Linked DNA regions of Mus musculus: all the other regions are linked to region 1. Evidence: chromatin loops called from intact Hi-C (ENCODE). Cell type or tissue: left cerebral cortex. All regions are shown on one strand. Region 1 has its middle 46 kb from the start of Gm35148. Region 2 overlaps Car10 (carbonic anhydrase 10). Region 3 holds the start of Gm35148 (a long non-coding RNA gene).

What was found. A loop is a pair of places that touch in the nucleus more often than their neighbours do. Peaks named below come from ENCODE experiments on the same cell type or tissue, not always from the same donor. Only the 100,000 strongest peaks of a DNase experiment are listed, where the experiment ranks them.
Region 2: a loop joins it to region 1, with 3 times the contacts of the local background. A loop is called at or near these places in 2 of 42 quality-filtered maps.
Region 3: it touches region 1 in a loop (4-fold over the local background); 3 of 42 quality-filtered maps call a loop at or near these places.

Annotation. Positions count from the first base shown.
Region 1 is chr11:93,758,303-93,766,302 of GRCm38, forward strand. No RefSeq gene overlaps it. Among named protein-coding and RNA genes, the nearest start is that of Gm35148, 46 kb to the right of the region's middle. In left cerebral cortex, a CTCF peak has its summit at 4,948 (motif pointing right); DNase peaks (open chromatin) are centred at 1,128, 5,036 and 6,904; H3K4me3 peaks cover 342 bases; H3K27ac peaks cover 243 bases.
Region 2 is chr11:93,561,732-93,569,731 of GRCm38, forward strand. All of the region lies in intron 5 of Car10 (carbonic anhydrase 10), which reads left to right. Among named protein-coding and RNA genes, the nearest start is that of Gm24856, 150 kb to the left of the region's middle. In left cerebral cortex, a CTCF peak has its summit at 4,204; DNase peaks (open chromatin) are centred at 4,204 and 7,619; H3K27ac peaks cover 3,557 bases.
Region 3 is chr11:93,807,788-93,815,787 of GRCm38, forward strand. Gm35148 (a long non-coding RNA gene) reads right to left here and starts at 568. Exons shown (of 4, transcript XR_388958.2): 1 at 546-568. In left cerebral cortex, a CTCF peak has its summit at 4,918 (motif pointing left); DNase peaks (open chromatin) are centred at 815, 4,898 and 5,327.

The DNA of each region.
Region 1 (8,000 bases):
TGGAGTCCGTGTGTCTTAGTGACGGCTCGCACTCATGAACCCAGACTTTCCTGGAACCCATTGTGTAGCTCAGGCTGGCCTGAAACTCACAACAATCCTCCTGCCTCAGTCTCCCAAGTACTACTATTGCAGACACATACCACCAAAGCTTGCTTCATAATAGTGCTTTTAACCCCAAGTTTCCGTCCTAGGTTTTTCTGCTGAACATGTGCCTCATTTTCCCCTGATAAATCTCACCTTGGCGACCCTACCCATCGGTGCCCATGGTGGTTGCCTCCCCTCCCAACTTCCCACATGAAGTGGAAGTTTCTGGTTGTGTCATGTGATGTAGACTCACATGATGTTTTGCTGAGACAGATTCACGTGGTGTTTTGCTGAGGCAAGACCCATGTGAGGGCACGTGATGTTTGGAGAGACTATAAATAAGACTCAACGAAATTCATTGGTCTTGAGTCTTTGCTGATCTTCACCCCGTTGAGAAAGGTAAGGCAAAGAACTTCTGGAGTCCTGTCTGGTTCTGATCTTTCCCTCTCTCTGACTCAGGCCAATTCAGTGGAGTACTGGTGGTTTCAGCTGGGTTGTACTGCCATTGCTGATCATGGTTGGTTAAACTTTTGAATTGGACTGTTGGTATCCTGACACTACTGAACTGGACTGCTGGTATCCTGTCCAATGAAAATTGGAGTCCCCCCAAAAAACTACTTCTACACAGATTCACATCCCCTTGTCCTCCTATTTGCCATCTGTTCTCCCCACCTTTGGAGGTGGGCTAGAAGGAGGTTGTTGAAGTGTTTGAGAACCCTAATTAAAGCAGATTCGGAAACGTCTAAGCCTATACCCACACATTTGCCCCAGCTCCTTTTCCAGGAACTCAAGCCTTCCTTGCAGCCAACAGCGTTAAATGGCTCAGGAAGGCCACCACCTTGCAACCAAGCACCCTAGTGCAACCAAGCCTTTCATCCCCACACCAGCCTCTCCTTTTGCCTAGGATTCGGTGTAATTCAACAGTATTTCTTAGGCACCTGCCAGAAACATGACAGACAATCTACTGAGAAGACAGAAATATAAAATGAGTCTTGACTCTCAAAGAACTCACACTTAGTCAGGAAGATGACATAACCAGTAAAGATAACAAGAGCTAGCTAGTAAGACATGTGTATCACACAGGAGTCTGGCAGCATGAAACTGAACAACAACCCAGTGCTGGCTTATACCAAAAAAAAAAAAAAAAAAAAAAAAGGAGCACCGTTGGCTCTCTAAACTGGCAATTCTAAAAGAACTCAAGAGCATCTCTCTGCTGTTTTTTCTCTTCCACCTCAGATTTTCTACCCTGCCTCACAGCCAACAGACTGGCCTCCATCTCTAGCTTTAGTGCTGTCCATCCATGCCAGCAGAGGATGGGAAACGAAGCAAAGGGAACAGTAAGAGTATTGGCTTCCTGCAAGCCCATTCCTTTCCCTCCCTGCCTTAAACCCGACTGCCCACCTTCCAGGATGGCCAACAGACCTCTCCCACAGCTGGACTCCTGTCTGTCTCTAGTAGCAGGGCTCTCTCCCCCTGAGGGTCTGAGGATGCTAATAGGTTCCCACTGCTGCTGGTCAGTAGGTGCTTCCCTATATGATCTCATCCCTTTCCCCCTCTGTGAACAATGCCATTATTCCTTCCTCAAGTGTGCCTTCTGAGTGTTCCATCTTGTAGAACAGCTGTTTCCTTTAGGTTTAATATATGATCAACCCCGTCCTGAAGCAGAGACCTTTGCCCACAGTCACGGCAACAAGATGAACAGAGCTAGACAGCAGAGAGCTAAGTCTATGGTAATGAGGCTGTTAACATTCCCTCTTGAAGAAGTAGAGAGAGGGTCACAAAATCTTCACAAGACCTTCCTCTGAGATTTCAATCAGCACTCCTTCCTGCCCCAGCTGAACATGACCGAAACTATATAAAGGTAAAAACTTGACTGGGGGGGGGGGGGGGGATTCTCTGCAGTATAGCTGTCGTGAGTCAGTGGAACAATCTCCTTTCCCTGTTTGGAGTGAACAGACCACTCTTTTACATCCCCTCAGCAAAGTCTGAAAACACATCTGTTTCCTACTGGGAAACGGTAGGAAAGCTTGATGCAGGGGCTCAATTGGTGACGTAAAAAAAAAAAAAAACTAGTTTGGGGATGGAGAGATGGCTCAGTGGTTAAGAGCACCCGACTGCTCTTCCAGAGGTCCTAAGTTCAATTCCCAGCAACCACATGGTAGCTCACAACCATCTGTAATAAGCATCTGATGCCGTCTTCTACTGTGTCTGAAGTCAGCTACAGTATACCCACCTATATGAAATAAAATATGGCTGGAGCAATTAGGGCCAGAGCAAGTGGGGCCAGGAAAAAAGTAAACAAACAAACAAACAAACAAACACATGGAGAAAAATAAATTTTAAAAAACTAGTTTCTTTCTCTAGGTTGTGAGACATTGATTGGTCTCTTCCTCAAAGTTTTTCCCTCATGGAAGTGAAGCAGATGATGGTGGTGAGGACCTCTAATTTTCCCAGTGTCTTTTCAAAGCCACAGGAGAGAGAGAGAGAAAGAGAGAGAAAGAGAGCCCTTCTCTAGAGCCCTAACAAAATCCCAGTCACATATCTACCAGTGAGTCACTCCCTAGAACCAAAGAATTCAGTGAGTCTAGTTGGCCACTTATGATCATATGACCCTCTCCACTCTTCATCCAAATCTTACAGCTCAAGCATAAGGGGAGAATGGATGAGCCAAAGGAAATCCTTCATCCTTTTACTAAAAGAAATAGCTATGGGTTTGTATGACTTCCAAACACAGAATGCCTACAGGAAAGAGATACAAATGAAAGGCTAGTAGGGTTAGACAGGAGAGAAGCCATCAGTAGGAGAATGCCTCTCCATTGAGTATCTTTGCCAGAGAGTTAGTGTTTCCCCTTTCGAGGGTCATTCTCAGGTACTCACTCTCACCAAAAGGGAGCACAGCCCTTGCTCCCCAATTATTCTCTGTAGACTTCTCTCAGAGCCATTTACAGGAAAATGCCTGTTACCATTCTGTTTCAAGATCTTTGGCTAGACTTCCAGGTGTGGGGTGGGGGTTAGTTAAACTTTCAGACTCACAGCAGCTGTGGCTAGCGGTACCCGACCTGCACACGTCTAGGGGAACCAGCATCCCATCATGGATGGGGAGGGGTTCACAGTAACCTACCCCTCCCTCAGATGCTGCAGGCAAGTTAATGGTGGCCGGGGAAGAGTGGGTTGTCTTCTCAGTAGTCTAGTCGCAAGTAAGTCGCCCTTGCTCAAATAAGTAACCCCTCACCCCTGCTTATGCAGGCAGCCCTAATCAAATGCGGTGAGCAGATTAAAAAAAGACAAAGTAGGAGGGAAACTTGTTGGGATATAGAATTTCAGCGAGAGGAGAAGAGAATAAAAAAAAAAGATAATGAGAGGATTATGATCAAAATATGTACATTTTATGTACATATGAAATTGTGAAAAAGCAAAGTTTTTTTTTAAATAAAAAAGAAAGGACATAAGCTAACCCAAAAATTAGGGAGGATTTACATCCCAAACTTGAGCAGAGTCGAAGAGTTCTTCCAAAATGCAACCGTGCACAGAGACATGCGCGAACCTCCCAAGTAATAATTGTGGCGGAATTCCTCTTCCTCTAATTAAATGAAACACTGAAGCCTTTGCAAACTGAGATGCACCATGAACATTGCAGACATGATAAGGACGTGTTTAAAACATGCTATCACCCTATTACACTCTCTTGGCCCCTCCAGAATGCGATCTTGTCCCTGTGCCATGCAGCCAGTAACACTGTAGGTGAAGTCTACACATCTTCTCTCCATTCACAACATCAGAGCTGCCTTGCTCCATCCACACCACACCCAAGCCTGCTCGGCCTTGTGCTAGTAATTAGTGCTCCTTTCGCCTCTCCTGAGTCTTCTAGACAGGACCTTGTCTCCTGTCCTAAAAAACAAACAAACAAACAAACAAAAAACAACAACAACAAAACCCTCCCCTGGCTACAGTGTATCACACCACTTCAAAGATATCTCCCTCCATCTCAGGACAGCCAAAAGCTTCCTTTTAAGATGCATTTTGGAGTCAGGCATGATGGTTCACACCTCTAATCTCGACATGTAGAAGCCTGGGTCAAGAGGATCACTTGAGCTCAAGAGTCCAAGACCAGCTTGGGCAACAAAGTGAAAATCCATCTCAAAAATAGTCCTGTGCCTTCCTCTCTGTTAAGAAAGAAATGGAACACAGATGGGCAGGCCTCTCGTCCCAACACTCACAAGGTAGGCACAGGAGAATTAAAGTATTCAAGGGTAGCATTGGTTTCATAGTGCCTTTGAGGCCGGTATGGGCTGCATGGGAAAAGAGTGGGGAGGGGACCAAGAAAGAGAAGGAGGGAGGAAAATCATGCTAGGTCTTGACCCAGAAGAGTACACAGGCTATTTTCTAGGATGCCCATGATGTCACACAGTGGGATATGAGACACTGAAACCCTTCGAGAGAAGCCCTTGACCATGAGACTTCTGCTCCCATTTCTGTCAGCTCAGTCAAAGTGTCGAAAACTGATCATCCCATAATAAATTAAACCAGGACCTTCGATGGCCAGTCTGCTGTCTTCCTGCCCTTGCTCCTTGATGCCCTCAGGCAGCCCCTCTAACCTCCCTGTACCCCAGTAGGAAAACAAGAAGGACTGCATTAGCATTCTGCCACCTCAGTGTTTCCTGAGGAGAAAGACCGTGAATAGAGTACAACAGGCCCTCTTTTTTTTAAATTCGTGTAAGCTTTTGTTATTTTATAACTAAAACGACTGTTCCTTCAACCCACTGAGTGTAAAGTCCATTTCTCCTCCCCTTCACATAACCACAGGACACTCCTGCAAACCCAGCCACTAACTCCACGGAGCCTAGGTACCTCCCTCACCACCAGGGGGCTGTTTTCCTCGCGCATCCTACTTTAAAGGATCGCCTATAGGAGCACGCCTCTCTCCATAGAAACCCAGAGAATAAATAGAAGCAGCAGGTTTTTCAGCGGTTTCCACCCTGACTGTTTCAATTAGGCAAACCCACGCGGCTCTTCCATTAGCATGTGGGTGGAGAAGCCGGTGGTGGCACGACAACCCTCGTTCCATGGTTCACAAGGACCTTCCAATTATTTGCAACCAATAAATCATCGCCTTGGCCGGTGTGGTTACAAGTCACCTCTGAGAGGTCCTCCGGAAGAGATGCACTAGGGACGAATCTGTCACCTTCATGTCTCTTTCAACAGCTGAAATGAGAAACATGTTTTTCCAAATCCTTTCTCAAGTACTTTTTTTTTTCTTCCAGTGAACCCTCTCCAGTGCTTCCTGTGAGTAGACTGAGCAGTAAGTGAGAGAGAATGCTCAGCTTGAAGGTGTGCTCCCAAAATAAGAAGTACGCTCAGGATTTCAGGGGCACAGGCGGGCGGGGGGGGGGGGGGAGGGGGGGGCGGGGGCGGGGGCGGGGGGGGGGCGCAGAGATCAACCTGCCTTTTGTGGGAACCACAAAGCCTTCCCCATGGAGGCTTCCCTCCCTCAGGGATAAGGTACAGGTCTCAATCTGTTTGTTCTCATGAAACATAAGTGGGTACCTCCAATCTCAGCATCCAAGAGGCTGAGGGAAGAGAATCACAAATTCACCGCCATTGGGGGCTACATAAGGGAGAGAGAGAGAGAGAGAGAGAGAGAGAGACAGAGTGGGGGAGGGGGAGAGGGAGAGTGTCTGATTGCCAAGAGGAAGTTAACCTGCACTGAGTGCAAAGGCTGGAGAATAAGAAGGAAACCCCTGGCTTGAGAGTCAGCGGGAGCCTACAGAGAAATAGGTCTATGTTTAAATTCAGAACCTTTGCATGAGAGGTAGGAGAAACCAGTGCTGGGAGAGGACCATGTAGCCCTTTAAAAAGAACGAATCAATCCAGGCACTGCAACGTGCACCTTTTGTCCCAGATGCCAGAAGGCCAATTACAAGTGTGAGCCACCACCACACCCAGCTCCAGTTATATGTAACTCATGCACAGATCACATGCATCTACAAAAGGCAAGCAAGAGGACATAGAATAAAACTATGAGCATCCATAGAATTATGTATGTGCATATATGGGGAGGTATCTGGAATGCTAAACACAATCTATTAGCAATGAAGTCCTAGGAGAAAACTAGATTTGGGTTGAGGTAAAAAAGAATTCAAGTCCCACCACTTCAACACTGGCATCAGGTTCATGCCGATGTCCTGAATTCTCTCCTTGGAACCCACGTAGTAGAAAGAGAGAACCAACTTTTGCCACGGCATATGTGCCCATACATACACACACACACACACACACACACACACACACACACACACACACACACACACATCCACACTCCCGTGCATGCACTCACAAAATAAATAAATGCATGGACGCAATAAAAGTTCTTGAAAATAATTTTTAATTGCTCCGTGTAGGCTATAAATATGACTCAGCATGTATGAAGCCCCAGGTTCGAGCCCCAATAGTACATAAAAAACCAGATGGGTGGTGACACCCATCTGAAATCCCAGAACTTGGGAAGTAGAGGCAGGAGGACTAGAAGTTCAAAGTCATCTTCAACCACATTCAAGGCTAGGCTGGTAACGTAAGACTCTATCCCCCTAGTTCAAAAATTAAATTAAATTAAAATCACTCAGTGTCATATTAAGTATGACTTCTTCATAAAATTCGAACATCTTTCCTTTTACAACTGAGAACAGTGTCTTTCACTCTCTGTATGAGCACACGGGCATTGTCCACACGCTCTGTATATGCAGACATCCTGCTAGCTAGCTCTCAGACAGCTGTCTCAATGTTCCCTCCCAGATCGCTGCTTCTGACACCGTAGCAGTGTCTCTGCATCCTGCCTCACTCTTCCGTGGTCAGCTCATCCTCAGCCACCCACGGTATTATTTCAAGTGGCTCCCAAGTGGACTCCTGCCTTTCTTTATCTTTCCTGCCCTATGTTCCGCTGCAGGGAGACTTGTCTAAAGCACAGATTCAGCCACTCGAGAAACTCTTCAATGGCTCTTTATCTCCTTCTCAACTTCAGGCACCAGCAGAATATCCTGAGGGCTTATTTAAAATGCAGGTTTCTCGGTGTCTTCTTCGAAGGCTCCAGTGCAGAATGTCTGGATTTCTAACCGCCACTGCAGGTGGTTGTGATGTAAAGATAGCTGGGATGGAACTTTGCCAAACACTTGTACTAAAGGTAGCCCTGGTCCCTCAGCACAACGGTCAGGACCCTCATCACCTGGCACCTCCCCCTAGCTCCTCCTCCACCTCTCACATTTCCAGCCAAAACCCAGACAAGGCTCTCATTTGCTACTTCCTTATTTTCCATCACCTCGGCTTTCAACCAAGCTCATCATCCATATCTTTCCAACATCCTTCTTCATTTAGCTGATGCTAGCACACTAGAAAACGTCTGGCCACTAACTTCCCAAAACTCCTCTCAGCCCCTCCTAGGCTTCACGATCCATGTCTCTGCCTCGACATTCTGGTAAGCAAGGTACATGTCAGGCAAAGCTCTTCCTTCAGTCCATTGTATTTTCTAAATTTTGCTACTGACATCCTTACCACGAGACTGATGGCATCCATCACCTTCCCCAAGAGATAGCACAGAGGCTGGCACACTAAGTGCAACCACACCAGGACCTGTAGACATTCTGTTGGTGGCTGGATGAGAGACGGCAGAGGACAGCTTTCACAAGGACAACTTGGCCAAACGATGACACGCACATGTATGTGCCCAACCCTTCCTCAACCACAGGCTGCTGCTGGTCAACACCAAAGCTGATCGTTTTCAACATCAGCTCTCCCCATTCCCCACAAACAGGTACTCAATACTTGGAGAAGTAGCAGTAGAGTCAACAGTAAGAGTTCACCCCTAGAAGTCAATGAACATTGCTACTGAGAAAAAAATTGTTATCTGACCTCATTAAAATAAACTT
Region 2 (8,000 bases), 200 kb before region 1:
CACCCCAGTGGTTGTTATGGAAGGGTAAAGGCTCAGGGGACCACGAAGCCAGGTTGGAGGCTATACAGTAATACAGATGAGATTAACTGAATCAGTGTGGTAGCACTGGCAGTAAGGAGGCCAGGAACGAGCAGAGGGACAGGTGTGAGACCCACCGGCTACTATAGTAAAAGCCACAGGACTTCATGACTAGCGGGATCAAAGGAAGATGTATACTTGTAAGGTCACATGTACACATCTGGGATAAGAGTGCAGTGTCAAAGGGGAGGGGAAGGAAGGGGAGGGGGAAAGGGGAGGGGATCGGGGAAGGGGAGGAGGAGGTTCAATCTGAGTTCAGAGTTGCAGAACAGGTAGTTTGACCTGGCCTGGGGTGGGCTAAGATTTGGTGTATAAAATGCCATGGGTGTCCCTAAGTCTCCCAGCCTTAGGCACAGTGACCTGCTCCCCAGTGGTCAGTACAACCACGTGAGATTGCTTTGGACTAGCCTTGGCATCATGGGTCCTTATTCAGTGGCACAGGAAAAGGAACACCAAAGAGACTCAGAGCTGTAACTAAGGTTTGGGTTGTTTGGTTCTGTTCTCATCCTGGCTCAATCCATTAATTAATCCAAGGACTGAAAAAGCAAAGAATGTCTCTTTCTGGTGTCCTTCCTATTCCACAGACCTTTAAGGTCAAACTATGGACCTCAGAGGGGCCAAGAGAGGGGTGTGTTTTGTCTGAGCCTAGGAGAGTCCCAAGTCTTTGTCTCTGAGACATGCCTAAGGTTGAACCAGTATAGCCTCAGATGTTGTAATTCTCCTTCCAAGTCTCCCAGCCTACAAAGGGCTCTGGAAGTCCCCACCACCAAGCAGCTAGACATTGGAGTATTTATTGTAACTATTGGGGGAGAAGGGAAGGAGGGCCAGGAATCCAGCCAAATGAAGTTCTTTTCAGTTCAGCTCTTCTAGGCAGAATTGGGCAGATAGCCCTGACATGAGTGTCATACAATGAATGGCTCTTTCTCTTCCTGTTTGTCCTCCAGTTCTTCCAGTCTTTCCTTCCTGTAAGGCTGAAGGGAACTCTGAAAGCAGGGAATCTAGATTTCTCTTTCTTTGGGGCTTCCAGTTAAAAGTTCAGCTCTGGAGCAGGGCTCTCAGCTCAGAGCTAGCTCTTTGACTTCCAGGAAAAACGAAAAAGCAAGACAGTGAGATGATGAAAATGTTATTATAGGAAACATTTGGGAAGCAGAAACAGGACGTTCCTTGAGCTCAGGGGTCCGAGATCAACCTGGGCAATGTACTGAGACCCTCCCATTATCAAAACATTTGAGATGCTAATTACCCTGATTAGGTTATTATACAGTGTATACACATATTCTATTTTATTATATATACATACATGTTAATATGTATATTATTATATATAATATATGTTAATATGTATATATAATATATTGCACACGTATTAATATGTATAAATATTGTATGTCAATATTTTTAAGTGTTATAATCAAGCCTTCGACAGTATTCATTATATGGGTAAAATATGATAATGTTTATAAAATGACAAATACATAGTCTGACAGGTAGTGCAGGACTCAGTAAGTGTTAGCAATCCCATTCCTTTGATTTAGGGTAGCTGCCCCTCACCCAATTTGTTACAAATACTAACTGAAACAGCATACAGCTAATGAACCTCATAGCCCGTGTTCTCTGCATCAAGCCATCTTGGGGGGGGGGGCAGGTAGCAGTGAATGTGTATGTATGAGAAACTTTAAAAGAATTTATCTGGAGAGAGGGGTACTACTAAATATGGGGCAAAGAGTAACTTTAGATCCTCGAGTTCCTGCTGCACAGCCAATCGATGAGTGTTTGTGTATATTAATTTGCATAATCCTTACAACTTTCAATTGGAAAGGAAGATAAGAATAAACTCAGCAGAGCAACCCAGAAAGCCAGCCTGGGGAAGATGGCAGTTTAGAAGGAGCTTTTGGTGATCACTGGTAAAGACCAGCAACATGTATGACACAACTAGGCATGCGCAGAGAGGAGCACGGAGCCCCACTCCCGCAATAGGCTGTATCTATCAGAGGAGTGAGAACATGTAAAGGAAAAAGAAGTTGTTGCAGAGCTGTGGAAGACTTGGAACTGGCCAGTTCAGGGCAGGCGGACCTGTAGATAGGAAGGAGACGGTATTATCTGGAAAACACAAGATGCTGGCTCCTGGTCAGCGCTTCAAGGCAGAGTTAGTACACATATGGAGTAGCAGCTACCCTGGACAAACCAAACAAAACACTCACCACTGAGCCTTATACCAAGCCTCAGAAGGTTCACTGAAGCCTGGGCTAGGACCCCTGTCAGATGTTGCTGAGGAGAGGGCACAGTGGGCCTGTGGCTTGTCCCACAGAGCTGTTATGAACTAAAGTCCTCTAATGTAGGAGGTCTCATCCACAGTGGGTGGGTGTGTGTCTTTGGCCTCTGCCTTGAGTCCCTTGATAGTTCCAAGACTCAGGGCATTTACAGTTATTGGGCGACTATATTGCTTAACAGTTAAACCCTTTGTTCCATGCATCGGGCATTTGACCTGAATATTCATATGGAGTCAAGCCAAATGACCTTAGATGAGGGAGATCCTTCCAGCTGCAACCCCTTGTATTCTGATTATCATCACTGACTGCTTATTGCAGGATGTGGCTAGTTCTAGGGAATTTTGTTTTGTTTGCCTCTAAGAGGTGAGTATGGGCTGACAGTGGTGAGAGGAGACAGAAGGCAAGAAAGCCAAATTATTTTCGCCATCCTTCAGGGAACTCTGTCACTTAGATGCCTTACTTAACATCTCCCAGCCTCAGTTTCCTTCTCTGTAAATGAAAGGTAGTGATAAGGTTCTCATACATGGGCTTTTGTGAGGATTAAGTGAAATTGTTTATGGGATGTGACTGGCCCAGTCTTGGCTCACAGAGCTGGCTCCATAATATTGGGTAGTGTTGTTGTTGTTGTTGTTGTTGTTGCCATTGTTGCTGCTGCTGCAGATGATGATGATGATGATGATGACGCTTCACTGTGGATCTGAAATCAGTTCTCAGGGACTTGTGGGGAATATAGGCAGGACAGAGCCAGAGAAAAGCACGGTAGAATAGAGCTCAGAGATCCTTCAATCTCTTCACCAGCACTTAGCAAGAGAAATGGCTCCTCAAAGTTCACACATTTTGACTGGTGTCCCAAACATTCAGGAAGAAAAGGAAATGTGGTCTAGAATGACCCAAAGATTCTCAGCATTCCCTGGTAAATCAGAAATGCATAACCATGTCCCCTCCCTAGCTTCAGGATCCACACCTGTGTCATGGGAAGGACGATGTCTGCCTGAACATCAGTTGTGAGAAATGGATGAGATGACATCTGGAGAGTATTTGGGACCCCACTAGCCCATGGGGAATTCTTAAGACTTGGGATCCATTATAATTTCCCTAAGTAGAAGATGAGATGTGGGGATACAGGGTGGAGAGGGGCATATCAGATGAAAGGCCAATCGCAACAAAGTCTCAAGCTACCAAGCGACTGTGCTTGGGAAGAGGAGACTTGTGTTCAAGTCTAGAAGTCACTGTTTAACAGCTAAGTCAATATGGGTCCTTTGTTTCTTCTCTTGTTTGGTATATGCTTCAAAGCGTTCTGGCCTAATTCTCAGCAGGGTTATTGTGTGGGTCTAAGGAGGGAGTTTCTGAAGAAACCTCATAATTACAAGGCCCTCGAGTATGAGCTGTTTTATCCATCAAGTGCCTAGAACTGCTTGAGGCCAAGGCTGGTTCCCCATGTTGACTGCCATTTCCCAACACAGTGCTTGGTTCAGAAGGAATGTTGCTTCTTCTCTATGGGTGAAAACCACACAGTGCCTTCCCACCTTGGGAACGCCCCATACTGACTATAGGAAGGAGAGAGACCCTTGCTGCCGACCCTACCCATTCACTGGTCAACCCTGTTCTGGTAGAAACAGCCTTCTCCTTGGTAAATGACAGTAGTCCCAAGGCAGAGCCATGACATTTGGGGAAAGCCCTTGCTGAATGCTTGGGTCTCAATCACAGGACTAGGATGAAAAGACAACACATTGTGATCTTCCCCCAGAGAGATTAGGCCCAGTGGTTTCCAAGTAACACCACAGAGCTGTTTCGTGCTCACAGACAGGCTTGGAAGGATGCTGAAGTCTTAATATAGACTGTCCACACGCCTCTTCCCAAATGCTGTCAGCAAAATGCTATCTCCACTCCTCTCCCAGGGTGTATTCTGGGAGCCTGAGACAAGGGCACCATCTGGAGTTCCCTGAAGGATGGCGAAAATAATTTGGCTTTCTTGCCTTCTGTCTCCTCTCACCACTGTCAGCCCATACTCACCTCTTAGAGGCAAACAAAACAAAATTCACTGAAACTAGCCACACTCTGCAATGAGCAGGCATCGATGATAATCAGAATACAAGGGGGTGCAGCTGGAAGGACCTCCCCCATCTAAGGCCATTTGGCTTGACTCCATATGAAAATGCAGAGCACAGACGTGCATCCTGAGAGCTCTGTGGTTCCTATAATCTACAGATATGGAAACTAATGAACTGTTCCTGCTGCACAACACCACACACACACACTCACACACACACACACAAACACATACAATCACACATACACTCACACACTCACACACACACACAAACTCACATACAATCACACATACACATACACCACACACACACACCACCACCACCACCACACTGACACATACACATGCAAATATCACACCACACACATACACACACACATACACACAAACCACACATACACTGATAATACACATCACACACACACATACTCATACACTCATAACACACACAGACACACACAAACCACATACACATTCACTCACACATATACACACACATACACCACACACTTACACACACAGTCTCATATACATACTCATAACACACATGCACTTGCTCACAAACATAAACCACATATATGCACATTCAGTTACACACACATACATACACTCACACAGACTCATATCACACCCCACACAAAAACCACACACATATACACGGTCACACATACTCACACATGCACGCACACATACAGACATACACATATACACACACACACACACAAACACACACACACATACACATATACACACATACCTACATCTTACAAGGGTTTGAATTTTTATGGACATCACTTGGTATTGAAATTGTGATGGGGCAAATGTAGACAGTTATCAGGAAGGGTATACAATCAAAGGCCTTATAGTACATGGGACAGTCACACACTGTTCACTGGCTGGGATTATTAGCCCATAAGTGCATTTGTCAGAACTCAAAATCCCCTCCTCCTCCCATGTGCCTCATGCCCTCTTCAGTATTTTGTCACACACCCTGGTGTCCTCCAGCCTTTGGTTTCATTTCTAACGCTCTCACAGACCCTGATTCATGTGGCCATCCCTGGATTGACCCCTGCTTTCTGCATTAACGCTCTTGGGCTTGTCCATGTGACTAGGAGGGTTTTCTTGATGAGTTTTGACATTTGTTTTCCAATAATTGGATGATCCACATCACATTTCTTGGAACGAGCTAATAATTTCCCATTTGTTTTTCAGAAGCTTGGTTGGGCATCTCCCATTTCCCCAAATCTGTGTGTTATGTTTTTATTAAGAAAAATGTCACTAAATAAATTATGAGCTGGAGATTCAGTTCACTTGATAGAGTAGCTCATCTTCATATACAAAGCCCTGGATTTAATCCCTACAGGTGGTGGTCTATACCTGTAACCCCAGCACTTGGGAGGTAAGGGCAGGAGAATCAGAAGTCCAAAGTTATCATCAGCTATAAAGTAAGTTCAAAACCAGCCCGGGCCACATGAGACCCTGCCTCAAAAATCAATACTAATGGGATCTCTTTGATTATTAAAATACTTTGGCAGATCAGCAAAGACTAAAACTGGAGTCCAAGGATGTGTTACAAACCTAGGGGACATCCTCTTGGAGATGGGGGAGGAAGAATGGGATGAGGAGCAGTCAGAGGGTGGACCAAGAAGTGAATAATGGCTGGACTGTAAAAAAAAAAAAAGATTAAAGAATAATAATAATTTTAAAAATTCATTAAAAAATAATAATACTTTGGTAGATATCCTTATCACTTTTAACTTGTCAAGCTTCATGGCATGTGATGTACTACTATATTTCGGTGATCTGACTCTGGTTTATAAGCAAGCTTAGGAAGGGAAGGGAGGGACGTTTGCCAGGAGTCAGCCAGGTGATCTCTGAAAGCATTAGACACCATAGTGAGAAAGGAATATTCGAAGGTAAAGGCACTTCGAATGCTCACTGTAGGTTTTGGCTCAGTGATCTATACCAAAAGTAAGCCTGATACCTCCTCACTATCCCTTACACACACACATATAGACACACACACACTTGCAGTGTTAACTTTCCATTGTTCTTACATTAAAGATAATTATTATCATCAGGATGTTCAAGACTGGATATGGACTGTCCCTGCCTTTTTCTCCGGAGTCACCCTACCCTAATGACCCTTAACTTCTGGTCTCTGACACTGCCTCTCACTCCACTATGCCCAGGGGCAGGGCTATACATATGTACTCCCTGCCCCCTCCTGCTTTTCAGGTTTTCCCTCTCTCAGCTCTGCATGCCCACATTGCTTGGCACACAGCAAGCACAAGTAAGTATGTGTTGAGGGGATGAAAGGCTTGGGTGGCAGTCCTCAGCACTGGGAGAGTCTGTTTGGTTTGTTCTTGCTTTAATATGAGCCTGTCACCATCAAATGGAGAAGACAAAGAAAGGTCTCTACCAACTGACAGTCAGGAGGATGGGGACTGTTCTTGACCTACACAAATACATCACTGAATCAGATTCCTGACCTAGCCTCCTCTGCTGAAAAATCCAGGCCAATGTCAATGAGTCCCATGTCCAATCCCACATGTGTGTGCTGCCTACTGAACCTTTGATACATATAGCACAATTCCATTTATTTTGAGGGATGCTCAGTAGACAACATCCTATACTTCCTCTGAGACATGCTTTTTTTTTTTTTTTTTTTTTTTTTTTTTTTTTTTGAACCATGAAAATTTGCTCCTAAAATCTCCACATTTTCCACACAAAGACCTTGACATCTTATGGGGCTTTGACTTATCAGCATCATCCACTGACGAGTAGCAGAGACATCATTCACATTCCAGTCCCTAGCCAACCAAGTACAGTGACACATGCCTACTGCTTCACTTACCCAGGAAGATGAGGCAAGAGGTTCACTGAAGCCTGGGAGTTAAGACGAAGCTAAGCATCATAGGGAGACACTGTCCCAAGGAGAAAAATAAAATATGTCCTCTTGACTCTTGGCTTAACACCGCTTCTTCTCTAGAGCCAGTCCATGTGGATAGACTGTGTGTATTTAATGGCCTTGGAACTGGTATGTGCTGCTAGTTATGAAGTATCACGTTTCAGGCAATTGAAGTGTATAGTCAAGCCTGGCATTGTTCCTCAGCTTGCCTTAGAAGAGGAGCGCTGTTCCTGTTGCGTCATTGAGAGGCAGGTGAGAGGTGAGTCATCCGACATACGTGCACATTGAACAAGTGAGGACCGTGACAAGCTGAAGATCAGGACTTACTCCCTCCTTCCTCCATGATGGAGACTGAAGCCCAAGTGTAGGTGAGGCAGGTCTTCTCAGTCACGCCTTTGGTGTGCATCTGCTACAAGCACTGATAGTCCCAGTCCTGAGTGCTTAACAAGTCATGTCTCCTTCAAGTTCAGTTTCATCTAAAATAGCAAATCCATAAGCCCCTAAGAAACAACTGCAAGAGGATAAAGCCTTATACCATATAGTCCCTGGGGTGGCTTCACGGTGACTAAGGGTGTCATATTGCTGAAAGTTTCAAAGTCAGAGAAGGAGAAGCAGTTTCAATTGTTTAAGGGGTCCAGAACCTACTCATAATGTAATTATGTTAAAAGAACAAACTCCTGAGCCAGGTTCT
Region 3 (8,000 bases), 49 kb after region 1:
CCTAAGTTGCTTTTATCTGGGTATTTCACCACAGCAACAGAAGTGAAAACAAGACACAGGGGCCTGAACATCAAACAATGGTTAAAAAGCATTGACTCCAAGAGGGCTATTGACAATCAGAAGGTTTGCATGTCCTATCAATGGTTATAGCTTTTATATAAGATGACAATGGTAATATTTATTCAAACTGATTCAACATGGCTGATGTTTTCAGAACTAATTTGTATTTTGCAGCAGAGAACTTGACCCCAGCAGGACTCTGCCCTGGCTTTCTGGGGTGTGCCAAGGGTGCTTAGAGTGACACCAAGGCTTGGGGAGGAGTCTTCTGGAGCAAAGAGGCATAGAGAAGACTCTAGAATAAAGTACTAAGCAAGGAGGAGACAGTGGGAACGTCTTCAGTTCGGTTTTTAAAATTCTGAAATTCCAGAAGATGCTCTCGCCCCAGCTCAGCCCCCAGCTGTTGTCTTTGACAAGGCTGGCCACAGTAGAACAGGTCTCCAGCCCCTTATAACAGAGTCTGCATACAGCACTGTGTGTCTGTGTACCTTGTCTCTCAGTGTGTGTGCCGTATTCCTGTTTTATAAGCCCAAAGCAGCGAGACGTTCGTTGGCCATGCCATATCATTCGATTCGACCTAGTGTTTTGAAAACTAGGAAATTCCACATTCACGAACAATTTATGCAGCAACCTTCGGTGAAAACGTGCTTTTCAAAACCAACACTCTGCACAGAGGAAGCATTTGGATTTCAGCGGGAGCAGCAGAGGACGAGAGAATGGGGCTCCCTCTGATTATACCGGGCTCTTGGCAGCTCCCGCAGGCGGACTCACCCTGTGACTATCGAGGGTGTCATCTGCTGGAACCAATGCCAGCCCTTTGTGTTCCATTCCGGAACCTGTTCGCCTCATTCCCTGGGAGATAATCCTGTCCTCCACTTCTGTTTGCCTGTGGATTTAAACGCTTCTGCCTCCCACCATGAAGGCTCCAGGCTCAGCCTGCCCCTCCAGCCCTAGCTTCCCAGACTCCATTGTCTCTTCCTTCCTGCTCCATGATCCTCTTATCTCCCTAGATCGCTTGCTATTCCCCAACTCAAGGCAGAATAGCTTCCGCACATTTTTTTTTAACGTCTAGAAAATGTATTACCAGGAAGAGGCTGGGGACCAGTGACCTTGTTGAGGACCTGAGGAGAGAGACAAACCTAGAGAAGTCAGGTGTGGTGGCACATGCCTGTAGTCCCATCACTCAGGGGGCTGGGACAGGAAGATTGTCATGAGTTTGAGGCCAGCTGGGCTACATATCGAAGTCTAGGCCAATAGTGTAAAATACAATCTCAAAAACAGAACAGCACAAGACAGGACAAGCTTGGGGGAGAGAGTAGCAAGAGCAGAGTTAGCCAGGAAAAGTAGGATCCTATCCAGGATAGAAAGGCCCTGATAAGACACCTACATGAATCTGAAGGGTCTGATCTACCCTGGGCAGGCTTCTTCAGGAGAAACATTCTTCAGAAACCATTCTAAGACTAGCAGAACAGCCCTGGGTAGGAGAGCTCTATGGTCAGGCTGGCAGCAGAGTCTAAGCCCTAGGGTTCAGACTACGTAGTTCCATTAGTCACCAAGTAATTCACCAAAGCCAAGTCCTTGCCTGTGCTAGTGTTACGTACAGTGCAGGCTTGTGTGGCCCAGTTATCCTAAGATTATTACCTGCTGGTCATCTAAAAGTTGAATTTAACCAGTGTCTTACAGTTTAGGATTACCAAGTCTTAACGAAGGGTGGAGAAGCTCCCAAAAGAATTCAAGAGTCTCTTGCCCAGCCTGTGCTTCAGCTATCCTGCCTCCCCAAACAGGACACCAACATCAACTAGGCAAAGAAGTTACTCTAGCCAAGTATAACTTGGTCAACCTGGGGAAAGGGTTATTCACGGGAGCAGAAATGATTGCTGCTGCAGTAGCAGCCAAAACCTCAATCCTTCTAATAAAAAAACGATATCCCTGAACCCCACCCCACCCCCAGCCCAGCTGGCGAGCAGCTCCACTGAGGAGTCATGTGGACCCCTTCCTCTCTTGTGATCAAAGGCCCTCTCAGTGCTGTTTAGAGAAAACAGCAATTGCTCACTGCTGCTATGCCTTAGAGAAAAGGCTCCTGAGGCTATAACTTTCTGAGCTTCTTGTATCTTTTTTGTTCTTTTGAGTTGTTGTTGTGGTGGTGGTGGTGGTGGTGGGTGGTGGTGGTGGTGGTGGTGGTGGTGGTGGTGGTGGTGGTGGTGGTAGCAGTGGTGTGCATGAGTGCGTGTGTTGTGTGTGTGTATTTTGAGATGGAGTATTACTATGTAGCCTTAGATGTCCTGGACCTTGCTAGTGTAGACTAGGCTATCCTCAATCTAATCTTTGCCTGCCTTGGCCTCCCTAGTGCTGGGATTAAAGGTATACACCACCACACCCTCCCAGCTTCCTGTGTCTCCTGAACCACCCTCCTTCCTTCAGAGGAAATGTTTTCATTGAGAGGGAATGGCTACCCGACACCTGTTGGAATGGAGAAGCGATGTGTTTACGCCCTGTGAGCATTATCAGAAACCCTCCCTGCTAGATCCCTGAGCCCCTCACATCCAGTCTGTCCCCATTCTCAGACAAGGGTCTGGGCACTGGCGAATGCAGCAGTTGGTCCATCCTGTCCATCACCACCAGGGACCACCCTTTTCTCAAATTCATTCCCCAAGGCACAGGATCAGAATCATTTTCTAGTCCCTACAGCAACCTCACTTAAGTATGACTTTTTCTTTTAATCTTGACTGCACATGATAGCTGCAAATGATTATGCAAATGATTCACTGGAGAAGGAATGGAAGATTGGGGAAATTTTGAATAAAAGAGCATGACAGGATCCTATCGTGCTGAGGTGTTCTCTTACAGTCTTTTCAATGGCCTATGTGAACTTCTCACACAGACTCTGTGTGTGTGCGCGTGCGTGCGCGGGCGTGTGTGTGTGTGTGTGCTTGCTTGCTTGCTTGCTTGCTTGCTTTTCTCATTCTTCTTCTTACATTTGACATTATTGGACTCAATTCAACTTGAGTTAATAAATATTTACCAAGTACCCACTCTGGATTCCACACTGTGTATGGAACAGGTAAAGATGCCTAGCATAGCCGTTGCCCTGTGATGCTGTGGTTCAGGGTAGGAGTCAGACATTGAGCCGGGGAGATAAGACATGAATTAAACAGTCACCAACAGAGCCTGCGGTATAATTCAATCAGAGACTTTGCTTTTGGGGAAATGTGTTCCTAGAAATACAGAGAGACTACTTCATGGGGTTATATTCAAAATAAACATGTTGTGCATGATCCTAGGTGGTAGAATATTTAAATGAAAACAGATAATGCCTCTGTATTCTTTTTTTCTAGGTTCACATAAACCCTGGAAGTGCCTGTGATTACAATTAATATATCACCTTAATAAATAATAAAAAATACTAGATGCCTTAATAAAGTACAATGGTGACTTAATAAAACACCATGGTAACTTAATAAAGCGTCACACTGACTTACTAAAGCACCGCGATGACTTAATAAAAGACAATGATGACTCAATAAAGCACAGTAGTGACTTCATAAAGCATCCCGGGGACTTAATAGAGCATGATGACTTAATAAAACAAGAATGAGGACTCAATAGAGCACCATGATGATGTAATAAAACACCATGGTGACTTAATAAAGTACAGTGACGACTTAATTAAGCAACAATAGTGACTTATGAAGGCACGTGATGACTGTGGAGCCCCAACACTTTTTTACCACACAACTTTTGGTAGCTGTATAGTATGCCTTTATTCAAATAGACCATACCATCTTTAATCCATTATCACTAAACATCTTATTCTAAATACTGGCTTTTGTAATAACAGCAATGAAGACCTTCGTGCAGGCACACAGATGTACACGCAAATCTGATTATTTCTTCAGGACAAGCTCCATAGTTGACTGAAATGATGAGTCTAGAAGCAGAGACTATGTAGTCATTACACAAAGGCCATTTTCTTACTCTCCTGGCCACATACTAAACTACATTTCCCAGCCTCCTATGGGGTTAGGTGAGGCCATGCCGCTCATGTCTGGCCAGTAGAACAGAGTGAGCCTTGCTCAGCAAACCTCGCATGTGTGCTTCTACTTCTGTGTTCTCTCTCAGGGTTCTCCCAATCTGTGAGTTAGGAAAAAAAAAAATAGAGGAGACTCTAAAGTGTTGTACATGAGTTAGTGCCCTATGGAAAAGAGCTTTCTTCTTGCTGTGTCAGATCCTCCAGTGCAAGTATTAGATTAGAGAGGGAGCAGATGAACTATGGTGTTCCACCATGGCAGTTGACACTTCATCTATTCCAGCAGACAGTGAGAACTGACACAGGAGTAATTTCCCTCACTCCCCCACTGAGCATCGTGGGGGTTGGAAGTGCAGTCAGGGAGCCCTGGTGTTCCACCCCATTCATCCTTCGCCTATCTAGTTTCACCACAACAGCCCAACCAGGGCCAAGCCTTATTCTTCTCCCCAACCACAACACCAACCCCCAAGGCAGGGAGGGTTTCTCTGTGTAGCCCTGGCTGTCCTGGAACTCACTCTATAGACCAGGCTGGCCTGGAACTCAGAAATCCGCCTGCCTCTGCCTCCTAGATTCACCTTGTGGCCTTTGTACCTCAAAAGCCAATATCATTTTATTCCCCATGCAGCAAAACAAACCTACACGAGTCACAGGATAAAGAACTTCATAGATCACAGATAACCCACTGCCGTGGCACTGTGGCTCTCATCTTTCCATGGAAACTGCTGCGTCGTTTTGTCTCTGTGTGTCTTCCTTCAGGGAAGATGCTCAACATTCCTCTTGGAGGGTGGGGGCTGATTCATCATTGTGGTATGACTGCCATCTTGTGGCAGTGATGGGACAAAGCAGCAGGCATCTCCAGTAGGCAAATTAGAACCCCACAACACATCAGAAGTACCAGAACACATCCAAAGAACTCCAGCAAACGACTGGCCTTTGAAGCGTGCCAGGAGATGGCGGCCAAAGTCTAATCCCTTCCTTCCTTCCACTGTTTCTCGGAGCTCTTTTCTTTGCCCACCAAAAAGATAAAGTAATTAAAAGTTCCTGCTCGCTGTTTTGCATGGTGCAAATTATATGCTTCGGCGGTTATGTGCAAATAACGCTTTTATTTCATTATAAAAAATGATGCATGTGAGTTGTTTAAAAATTAAAACACCATTGAAACCTTTAAATCAGCCACAAATCACCCCCAAATATGGGAACTCTGAGCCAGTCAGCACGAGTGCTTAGTCACTCCAATAGCAGGGTACAAGTCTCTCTGTGTTACCCACAAGCTGAGAAGCAATGTTGGCTCTGGTGGTGTGACAGTAGGGCTCCTTCAGGCTCTTCACTTCCTACTTCATCTGAGACAAGGTAAAACTCCATGTATCTGGGGTTTTTTAATCTTGGAAACAGAGAGAGAGAAGAGAGACAAAAATAATGCAGGCTAAATACGGGCAACGATAATACAGAATAAACCACACTTCTTGTGATGTCATGAAGATGAATTCATCTGTAAAGACTGCGTAGTGCCTGGTACATGGGAACCCTTTGTTCCCCATGTACATTCCCATGTGTGTTCATCACACTGTGATGATGAATGGGTGAATAGGCACGTTTAGATAGAGGATGTATAACTAGTATTCATGAGAATAGGAAGAAGGAATCGATAGTTGTAGAGATACAGGGTTGAGTGGGAGGATCTTGTGGATTCCCAGGTGATCGGCAGTGTGTCTCCTGAATGGTTCTGACTTTCTGTCTGTTTTTCCCTTGCCACCAGAACATTGCCAAGGAGCCCACTTCCAGCTGTGATAGTTCTCACAGTCTCCACTCAGGAGGAACAAGGATGCTAACTGCCAACCAGAAAGGCGTCGAACGAAAAGAAAAACTCATCCAGTTGAGGGCAGATCACTCTTGGGAAATAGTGTTAGCTTTCACATCACACTGCCCCAGCTCCTCTTTCTCCTCTGTCACCTGTAGATACTGAATGACACATACCAAACAAAATGGTCAACAGTAGTAGGTAGAATAGAAAGGCCAGATCCAGAGAGCCACTCCCAGCCGATGCCCACACTGAGAAGCCAGTCAGGAAGAATTCTTGCTACTACCAACAGACGTTATGGTCCACAAGAAAGCACTTCCTCCCTTGTCCGTGCTCACAGGATGTACCTCAAATGGACTTGTCACCTCATCTTCTACATAGGTGCTATCATCCTCATTTTGCAGGGAGGTAAACTGAGACTTAGGAAGTCAGATACTTAACCAGAGGCATTCTGCTGGTATGCATGTGAGCTGGAGTGTAGACTCCAGTTTCAGGAATCTGACCAAAGTTCCTTGGAGCACTCACAGCAAACATGAGGCAATTAAGCCACTTGTTTGTTCCTTCCAAAACCCTTCAAGAAAATCTCACATCTAGCCCCAACCTTCATTTACTCTAGCCAAGAAATGCCAGACAGAAATTAGGAAGTCTAAAGTTTGCTTTAGAATGTCTATATCCTATAATAAGCAGAAAGTAGCATTAGACCCTTGTCCATCTAGAATCCTCAGAAAACTGAGGGGGGTCAGTAGGTAAGATGGCAGTTGGGTCAGCCAGTTGCTCAGTTGGTCCTTTGACTCTAAAAAGGCAACCCAGTTTTTTCCAAAGAATAGCCTTGCTTCAAACCCATCACTGCAGATCATCCAGGAAGCACACACTGCAAGAGTGGATGAGAGAGTGGTTCCCTCCCACTACAGGCTGTGGTCAGCGCATCCTCCAAAGCCTGAACTTATACAGGTCATTAGCCTGCGTCCTTCTAACGGAACAAGCCATAACCTGCACTCATACATAAACAGAATGAATCCTAGCTTAGGAGTACCTGGTTCGCAACAAATAGACAAGTTTCAGTCAATTACAAACAGCCAAGCGTTACCCAGTCGAGGACAGCCAATTGCTCAGACAAGGCCCTGTCGTAGCCAATCAGACTCACTCTCTAATGTACTTTGGCAATTAGCTTATAAAAGCTCTCCGCGCACACTGTTGGGCAGAGTTCTAAGTTGCTTCTGGTTCTGAGTGCTGTCCAATTCACGAGTAGCTCTTTGATCAAATAACTTCTATTCAATCTGATTTTCTTCAAGTCTTTCTTTGAAGTGACTAACCCCTCTAAAACAAAGCCAGCCTTGGCTGGTTTCTCGGCTAACACACTCCTGAGGCACTCCGAGAAGAAGGGAGTCTAGGGCTCCTAGCGTAGCATGTAAGAGCCTGGCCACCACTCTTCCTCGGGATAAGCCCACACCTTTGGTCAACTGTTCCTTCTACCTAAAGGTCCCTTATTTTATTTTATTTTATTTTATTTTATTTTATTTTATTAGGACAAGAATTTGTTGAGAAGCCTGCAAAGTGACCCATGCCTGTAATCTCAGTACTCTGGAGACTAAGGCAGGAGGATGACCACAAATTGGAAGGTAGCCTTGGCTAGACACTAAATTTCAAGCCAAGCTGGTGTATAGAGTTAGATGCTATATCAAGACAAAATGAAAAGGGATGGGAGGACTGGAAAGATGGCTTATGGGTTAAGAGAGTTTGGTTACCAGCACATATGTCACACACAGGCTCACAGCTTCCTGTAACTCCTGCTTCAGGGGAACACACACACACACACACCTCTACAAGGACAACATTCACATGAACATACTCATGCATATATGCACAAAATAGAACAAATCTTTTTCTAAAAATATTAATGCTAGGCAGATGGCTCAGTAAGTCAAGTGCTTGCTATATAAGCATGAGGTCCAGAGTTCAATTCCCCAACACCCACTTAAAAGTCAACACAGCGGCACACATCTGAAACTCAGACACTGGGGATTGGGAGGAAGGGCAGAGAGGCAAGAGGATTCCTGGAGCTCATTGGCCAGCCAGTTTCTCCAAGTGAGAGACCCTGTCAGAAAAACAAACAAACAA